Regions from separate parts of the Homo sapiens genome. Here region 1 is linked to region 2. Evidence: chromatin contacts called from ENCODE Hi-C or POLR2A ChIA-PET data. All regions are on one chromosome and are shown on one strand. Each heading gives the region's core, a stretch centred on a gene start or an enhancer-like site at or near the end of the contact. The rest is flanking DNA. Distances are from core to core; before and after follow the strand shown. Region 1 overlaps EDNRB-AS1 (EDNRB antisense RNA 1). Region 2 has its middle 40 kb from the start of EDNRB-AS1.

Region 1 (4,099 bases), core at 938-3,437, 54 kb before region 2:
GAGGACCCAGGACAACTATTCCTAGAGACATATTCACCGATCTTAGCTTTTGACCTTCTCCTTTTTCTCCTAGATTGTATATACAGCACAATCCTTATGTTAATATACTCATTTTAAATAGTCAAGTTATAGCACAAATGAGTAGATAAATAGTATACCATTATCTCCTTGCAAATATACCTCACTCAGTAGAGATTCTGAAATATTTTATTTTTGTACCATTTCTTAAGATGATTTACTTCACAAATGACTATATGAATTCACTTTAGGTAAATATTTGCTAATTTCCCACTAAAGGAGTGACCTTTTCCACCATACAGGGGCCACCTTGACTGTGACGAAGATAGATACATATGACCTAAGGGGTAGAAGAAAAGGAGTAGGAATGAAAAAAAAAAAAAAACAAGGTAGAACAATTAGGTATTAAAGGATAAAGAGCCCTGAAGAAAGATGCATACATCAAACTAAAAGGATATTTCCCATGATGTCAGCATCTAGATTTCTGGCCAAGACAAGTTAGGTTGTTGGATTATTTACAGAATCACTGCACTTATGTTTGTGATCCATAAACATTTTGCTATGTCATCCTGCATGCCTGAAGTAAATGAACTTCTAGAATGTACTTATGAAACACCTGCCTCCTAGGCTATCCTTCCCTCAGAGTCAAAACCTAGGTCAAAAGTGTCCTATCAAAAAGTAAAATTTCCTCTGCCGGGGATTAGAAGGACAGTTTTAAGTGGTCAGGTTTTTCAGGATATAAGAAAAAGAGAAACATTGAAGTAAAGAAAAATTGTTCTTAATATTAAATCTGTATGATTCCAAGAGAACAGAATGTATCTATTGCAAAGTTTGGAGTGTGCTTAAACTCAATTCAACATAAGAAGTATCTTACTACAAATCAAAGGTGGCAGACTGAAATATGTTTTAAATTTTATGTTTTTAGCAAAATTCTGTACAGGGACTCTCTTCTAGTCCACCATGATATGAAATACCTTGTTTACCGTTGTGTTGTCCTTCATTGTGTTTATCTGGTATACCAGATAAGATGTAAGCTCCCCAAGGCAAAAACTGCATTCTTCTTCCTTTATGCTTTCAACAGCCAAGGTTCTCCAGAATACAGTGTACAAGGAAGGTTAGCAAGACAGTCCATGAAAATGGAGAAATAATTATTAGAATTGTTATTAACAATCTCATTCTTCTGATTAACTATATTTTATAAAGCAACAGAATATCTTATTTGTAAAATATGTATTTAGAGACTACATGCACAAAACTTAATTAATAGGAGTGCATGACTAAAAATTATATAGACCACTACCTTACGGAAAATAGCATAAGAAATTTAAAACAATCATGAAAAGAATGTGCTGTCGGGGCAGTTGCCATGCTGATGGTGTGGCTGCAGAGAAAATGAAATGGATGCCCTGGCAATAGAATTCATTCTTTCATCAGCAATTATGCATTGGGTGCCTACCAAATGCCAAAGGCCTTTGCCACTGGAGAAGTGATTGGGTTGTTAGAAATAGAGTAAATAAAACAAATAGTAAAAATAGGTAAATCCATGACCATCCCCTCCCACACTTCAGGATTATCCTCCCTTTCCTTAATAGTGCTCTGATCCTTATCTTCAAGTAAGGATCCCTGAAAGAACCCAACCATTTCTGTGCAACTGAGAAACTACAAACTACACTATGATTATTTAGTGAATATGTATTAATATACTGAGCGTGAGATTGCCAATTGTGAAAAAAAAAGATGAATTAATTCAAATGATTCCAGTTTTGCTCAGGATCGTCAAGTACATATACTTTTCAAATACATGGACTAGGATCCCAAGAAACTAAATGTATATCCATATACATTTGTTGTGAGTGCCAAAAAATAATTTCTCACTATGCCCTAACAACCATCCTAACAGATACCTAATGAGCCCTGGATGCTAATCTCCTAAATAGATATAGACAAACAGCAAATTTGTTAACAAGATTAAAATTATAGTGATCCTTAAGTTTAATATACATGAGGGGAAATTCATAATTGGCAAGTTATAAACATAAGGCATCCATATGATTGGGAATAATGTGATGCAAAAAGGAAATATCTGATGCATGTTTGGTTTTTCTTTTCTATTTCTCCCCCTTTAAGAACATTCACATGCCTTGCTCAGTCACGTGATTTTCTGTCTTGCAGACATCTGGCTGAATACATCATGATGTTGTAATTCATGTTGTGTCTCTCAAGGCAATGTTTCTGTAAAATGCAATCCCTGTTTAAACAAAAATGACCTTCTCTCTCCCTAGTCAAATTAAGATCCAGAAAAATAGTTTGGAGTGTTATGGCTACCAGCATTTTCTATGTCTGTAAGAAAGAAACTTCAACAAGATTCAATCCTTCTTCGAAAGACCAACAATAGCCAAGGGAAGTCTATTTATATAAAGTTGACAATGAGAAAACATGTGGTTGAACTGATTCCTTAGAAAGTGGGGGAACAGGAATCAGCCAACCAGTCAAGCTCTTCTCCATGCACTCCAGATAGCCAATGAATAAGAACTCACCCCAGAAGAATATTGCCTTTCTTGGTTCACCAAGCTGCCAGAAACAGTTCCTGCTGTGAAGCACTAGACAAAGAGAAAATTTTGAATGTCACTGGCTTCCCTCCATCATTGTTTACTCAGTTTAACAGCAATTTTCAATACATTTTTCATTGCCCAATAATCTTCTGTTTAATTGCTAGACATAGGATCTCATCTGATTCAGATTTCTGTATTAAAATGTAAAGAGATTATAGTAATCCTATTAGGTGAAATAATTAAGAATTAAGCTATTGAATGTAAAGGAATGCACTAGTAAAAACATAAACCCATTTTTCAAAAATGATAAAATTTCAACATACCTCAGTGTATGTACATTGTATAAAACATTGAATGTATGTGATGAAAATAATATGATATAGAGTATATCCAAATTATTTAGTCTTAAACTTTCAGTGACAAATAAAAATCTCTAGTAGTCTAGCCACATAGTCTTGAAGAAAGGAAAAGAGGAAGCCTGCCAACTTAGGAACTGATTAAGTATTCAGCAGAGAATTTTCTGTGGCTCTGTCTAAAAGCCCTGTCAGTGCATTTAACTCTGGACAAAAGGTTGTTGAAATCACACAAAGGAGTTTCTCAATTCAAAGGCTATAGATGAAATAATATTCACATAGAAGCATGCCAGATCTTCAAAGTTTAATAATGGCCATGTCTATGCATTTTATAACTTTAATGTGTAAGCAGAGTAAGAACTTGATATAAAACAAGCATAAAGAAATCTCTTTAGGAATGAAATTTTTAGTGTTAATTTACACATTTATTTCAAGGCACACATTCAGGAAGAAGGCAAGCTTTAGTTCAGACACAAAGAAGAAATGTGATCAGGTTATTTTGCCCCAGTATAAAAATAGCGTCATTTGTATGAGGCCTAAAAAGTCTCATTGTGTGAAAAGTGACCAAAGACTCTTGTATCAGAACATTTGTATAATGAGATTGGAAGTTTAGTAGAACGGTCTGAAATCTTGCATTCAAAGTCACCATATATTAAAATTTGGATAAGGCCTAAGAAGTAAGCAAAATGACTCCATGTTCTTAATAGCTCTTTGATAAAACTTCTTTACGTTCATGGGCCAATGGGTACAATGGCTTCAGTCAATATTAACTCAACAATAGAGGGAAAAACAACAGGTCAGTTTGCCTCCTCTCGGCGGATGTAAATGCTGTGATCTTCTTGTTATGACTCTGTGCTCAATCTGTGGTAGAATCATAGAAGGTTCTCATTTAAAAGAACTCAGTGACATTTAAGACAGAGTTTGTCAAACTATGTTCTACACATTCCTCAGCTCCACAGGGAGGAGAGGGTTAAAATGAGAAGGAAGCCAGAAAAGCAGAACTTCAACCTCGTCTCTGGAAGACCAGACCGTCTCTTCTCCTATGGGTCTAAATATGGGGCTCCACGTAATAAGCCATTAAAATGAAGAAAAAGGGAAAGAAGGAGATGGAGGAGGGAGTGTCCAACTAATTGTTTTAATTGAAAATTATCTCATTGTTAGAGAAAATAAAACTAG
Region 2 (4,345 bases), core at 74-2,573:
GAAGGCAGATCAAGTGTCAACACTCTATAAGTAGCACATGGGTAAAAAGAAAAAATATGAAATTCACATAGGCAGCTCTACTCAACAGACTTCAGGCCCTTAAAAAATGGAGAAACATGGCCGGGTGCAGTGGCTCATGCCTGTAATCCTAGCACTTTGGGAGGCCAAGGCAGGTGGATCGCCTGAGGTCAGGAGTTTGAGACCAGCCTGGCCAACATGATGAAACCCCGTTTCTACTGGAAATACAAAAATTGGCCAGGCGTGGTGGCGGGCGCCTATGATCCCAGCTACTCGGGAGGCTGAGGTATGAGAATCGCCTGAACCTTGGGGGGCAGAAGTTGCAGTGAGCTGAGATCGTGCCACTGCACTCCAGCCTGGGCAAAAGAGTGAAACTCCGTCTCAAAAAAAAAAATGTGTAGGAACATGATACAGTCAACCCAATGTCTCCCAAAATATAATTATTTGAAGCAAATACACACTTAGGGCCAGTATTATAACCTGTGACAATAGGGACGTAAGTAAAACAAAGGGCAGGAAATTTGCTCTATGTCTAACTAGAGTATGTGGGACCCTCCTGACAATTTTCTGTTGATTAGTGACAGAGTGATGTCAACCCAGACCATGATTTTAGGGTGAGACTATGGTGGGTCCAGAACAGAGGTGGGAAGAACAGATTCAATATACTATATTTCCTTCTATAGTCACACTTAGATTTAAGCCTAGAAAGGCTTAACTGTCTAAGAACATCAGATTAGACAGCTTGATTTTGTTGTGTTTGTGGGTCAGCAAAAGCCTCTCTCAAGCACCTGAGAGTTTGAAGATAAGAGAACATGGTGAGTCATCTGCAGGGCAGCACTTCCTCTTGTGCACTGGTTAAGAGAGTCCTGTCTGTTCACAAAAGAGGCACTGAGGGAGCCACCAGTTGGCATATGCAGCAGGAAGTCAGGAAGTCAACATAGTGTGGAAATTAAGAGAGGGACTTTACAACAACTCTGAATTAGCAGAAAATATTTATGATTGTCATGTCCTCAGCCGCCATGGTTATTGGGCCCTACTTGGACCACCTATGCAAGACTATAAGCCAGAGAGGGACAGACAGGACAAAGGAAAAATGCAAGCAGAAAGAAGCAAGGAATAAAAGAATTCAACTAATTCTCTTGGGTCAGACAAAAAAAAATCATAGCACTTACGGTTTTGACAGGACTGATTCTCAATTGCCAAGCATAAACCAATGTTTGCTTAGATTAATACACTCTAAGTAATTTACTTACCGGAATTCCTAGTCACTAGAAAACTTCTGAGCACACTTAAGTTTCAAATATACCTAGAGCAGATGCTGCCCTCCTGAGGACTGTAGTGATATTGCTGATTGTCTTGTAATAATTTTAAATAAATTTTGAAGATTACCCAGGTGTGTACCCATTTGCATCTATAAGTTAGTCCATATTGATTTATTCAGAAAAAACTTTTTTGCATAAATATATTTTAGTGTTTTTTCTGTAAAGAAAAATGTTTCCAGATTACTAATTGAAACCTGTCTCCATTAAGACTGTTTTTCCTGTCATGAATCATAAAATCCATTTTGTGAAATCTATTTCGTGAGTCATAACCAGATTTTTTTAAAAAAAGATATAAAATAAAACAGAAAAGAAGAAGTAGAAAACATTAGAAGGGGTCCCACAGACCCTTAACATGACCTGTGTGTACCAGGATATGGTCATCGTGAAGTATAAGAAATGTAAGACTTGACTGATGGGATCATGTGAATGCATGCCTTAGCTAGGAAGTGGCATGTGATCCTTTCCTCACTAGTATCTCGTTTGATTTGCTGGCCTGTGATAGTTAATTCAACCATCAACATAATGGAACAGTGTGGTAGGCAGGATTCTAAGGTGGCTCCCAAGATCACTGCCTCTTAGTGTGCACGCTTTGTGTAACTCCCTCCTAAGTGCAGGCTGAACGGGTGCATGTGATAGAATTTGACTCCCATGATTGGGTTACTAATCTGCTGACTTTTTGATCAACCAAAATGGAGAGTATCCCGGTGGGCCAAATCTAAACGAGTCAGATTTATTTTATTTTATTTTATTTTATTATTATTATTTTATTTATTTATTTATTTTTTGAGACGGAGTCTCACTCTCGCCCAGGCTGGAGTGCAGTGGGACGATCTCGGCTCACTGCACCCTCCACCTCCTGGGTTCAAGCGATTCTCCTGCCTCAGCCTCCTGAGTAGATGGGACTACATGTGCACGCCACCACGCCTGGCTAATTTTTGTATTTTTTTAGTAGAGACGGAGTTTCACCACGTTGGCCAGGATGGTCTCAATCTCTTGATCTCGTGATCCATCCGCCTCAGCCTCCCAAAGTGCTGAGATTACAGGCGTGAGCCACTGAGCCTGGCCACAAGTCAGATTTCTAAAAGGCCTGGGTCTCTCCAGAAAGTTGTGAAGCGTTAAGAGGGCACGAGGGCCCGGCGCGGGGGCTCACGCCTGGAATCCCAGCACTTTGGGAGGCCGAGGCGGGCGGATCACGAGGTCAGGAGATCAAGACCACGGTGAAAACCCGTCTCTACTAAAAATACAAAAAATTAGCCGGGCGTGGTGGGGGGCGCCTGTAGTCCCAGCTACTCGGGAGGCTGAGGCAGGAGAATGGCGTCAACCTGGGAGGCAGAGCTTGCAGTGAGCTGAGATCGCGCCACTGCACTCCAGCCTGGGGGACAGAGTGAGACTCCGTCTCAAAAAAAAAAAAAAAAAAAAAAAGAGGGCATTAGGAGAGGCCACGGGAAAAAGTACCGTTGGTGATTGTTAGGACCTGAGCTGGACGCTGGGCTGACCCCCCACAGAACAAGGGCCTCAGCCCCACAGGTCAAGGAACTGAATTCTGCCAACAATAGGAATGAACTTGGAAGACGACCCCCAGCTTCAAAAAGGAAGGCAGCTCATCTGACATTTTGATTTCAGCCTTGTGACTCAAAGTAGAAAACCCTGTCCAGCCCAAACTGGACTTTTGGCCCACAGACACTGTAAGATCATAAATTTGTTGTTCTAAGCCCCTAAATTTGTGGTAACTTGTTATGCAGCCATAGAAAACGAATGCAATTAATGTTCCACAATGTAATTTTGTATTTTACAATTAACCGTGAAACAAAATGCAGCATAACTTTATCCTCTGCAAAAACGCTGAGACTTTCCACTAGTTTGAGTGATGAACTTTCAATATTTCTGCAGGATGCCTCTTTCAACATTTGCTAAGTTCTTGACAACTGTTACTTTTTCATTATAATAGTTCAATTATCTTTCAAAATGACTTTGTTATTAGAAGGAAAAAGAAAAATGACATGCAAAATACAAAGGCATGATCAAGTTCAAGTTTAACTGCTGGATCTAAAAGAGCAAATAGTATATTAAGAAAAGTGTTGACTCTACTCATGAAACTTTTAATTCATTTGAGCACCATCCCTAAAAAGGGCAAGATTTTATAATATTATATAATATTTGTTTTATTGATTATGCAATGTAATGACAGACCTAGGCATAATACTTTTTAAACTGTTCTTCAAATTAAAGCTTACACACTTCAAAATTGAGATATCTGAAAGTACAAAATATTGAACTTATTAATAAGTCCCTTGAATATTATTTAAAAAGAAAAATAGTGAAGCTTGGCACTGTTTCGTAGCTATTCTACAACAATTAGAAAGTCTCATATTAAAATAGGATTGACAGATTGATTATCTGATAAGCTTGACTACGTGGAAGAGAAGTGTTTTACAGAGTCATGCAGAATGTAAAAACCATACCTGCAAGCTCAAAGAAATCTAAGACTTTTTTGTTAAATGAAGCAGTTATTAACTCCAGGAAAATATGTGAAATCAATGAATGATGTTTTCACCAAAATCTTGTTTATATTGGGAAAGTGAAGGGAACTTCATACAAGAGAGCTATAGTAGACATGAGTACTGGCCACCAGTATTTCCAGGTCTCTCCTCCTTGCTGGACATAGGAGATTATGTTTCCTTGCTTCCTTTGCAGTCATGTGACTGGTGGTGGTAATAGACAGTTATAGGAGATGACACGTGTCCCTTTCAGTCTGAAGCACGAGGGACCTAGTTGGTGCTCTATTTTACATATTCTCTCTCCCTGCTGTTATAAACCCTGGTGCCTTGTGTTGCTACCAGAAGGATTTACTATAGGGAAGCGTTATAAGGTAGAGTGACTACATGAAGCAAGCCCACTTCTGCCCTCTATCAGACATAGACCACAACGGAGAAATAGTTGTTTTTAACCTGAGATTTGGAGATTATTTCTTACTGCAAGACCATGTACACCAAGAAATTGGCAAA

The links. A loop is a pair of places that touch in the nucleus more often than their neighbours do. ChIA-PET counts read pairs that join two places held with the same protein, here RNA polymerase II (POLR2A). Pooled maps may share reads with other maps.
Region 1: a map of posterior cingulate gyrus shows a loop between it and region 2 (2.2-fold over the local background). The contact joins two enhancer-like sites. A Hi-C loop is called at or near these places in 3 of 168 maps with a recorded cell type or tissue (HL-60/S4, heart right ventricle and posterior cingulate gyrus) and 2 of 50 pooled maps. POLR2A ChIA-PET finds 5 or more read pairs at or near these places in 2 of 52 experiments (OCI-LY7 and WTC11).

Annotation. Positions count from the first base shown.
Region 1 is chr13:77,831,884-77,835,982 of GRCh38, reverse strand. It overlaps EDNRB-AS1 (EDNRB antisense RNA 1), which reads right to left. Exons shown (of 7, transcript NR_103853.1): 5 at 2,556-2,618; 6 at 993-2,250. Among named protein-coding and RNA genes, the nearest start is that of EDNRB-AS1, 15 kb to the right of the region's middle. RefSeq lists an enhancer at 2,404-3,990. Within about 2 kb of position 2,187, at least 2 of the 41 ENCODE cell types and tissues checked have a DNase peak (open chromatin) inside an H3K27ac peak, as active enhancers do.
Region 2 is chr13:77,776,634-77,780,978 of GRCh38, reverse strand. No RefSeq gene overlaps it. Among named protein-coding and RNA genes, the nearest start is that of EDNRB-AS1, 40 kb to the left of the region's middle. Within about 2 kb of position 1,323, at least 3 of the 41 ENCODE cell types and tissues checked have a DNase peak (open chromatin) inside an H3K27ac peak, as active enhancers do.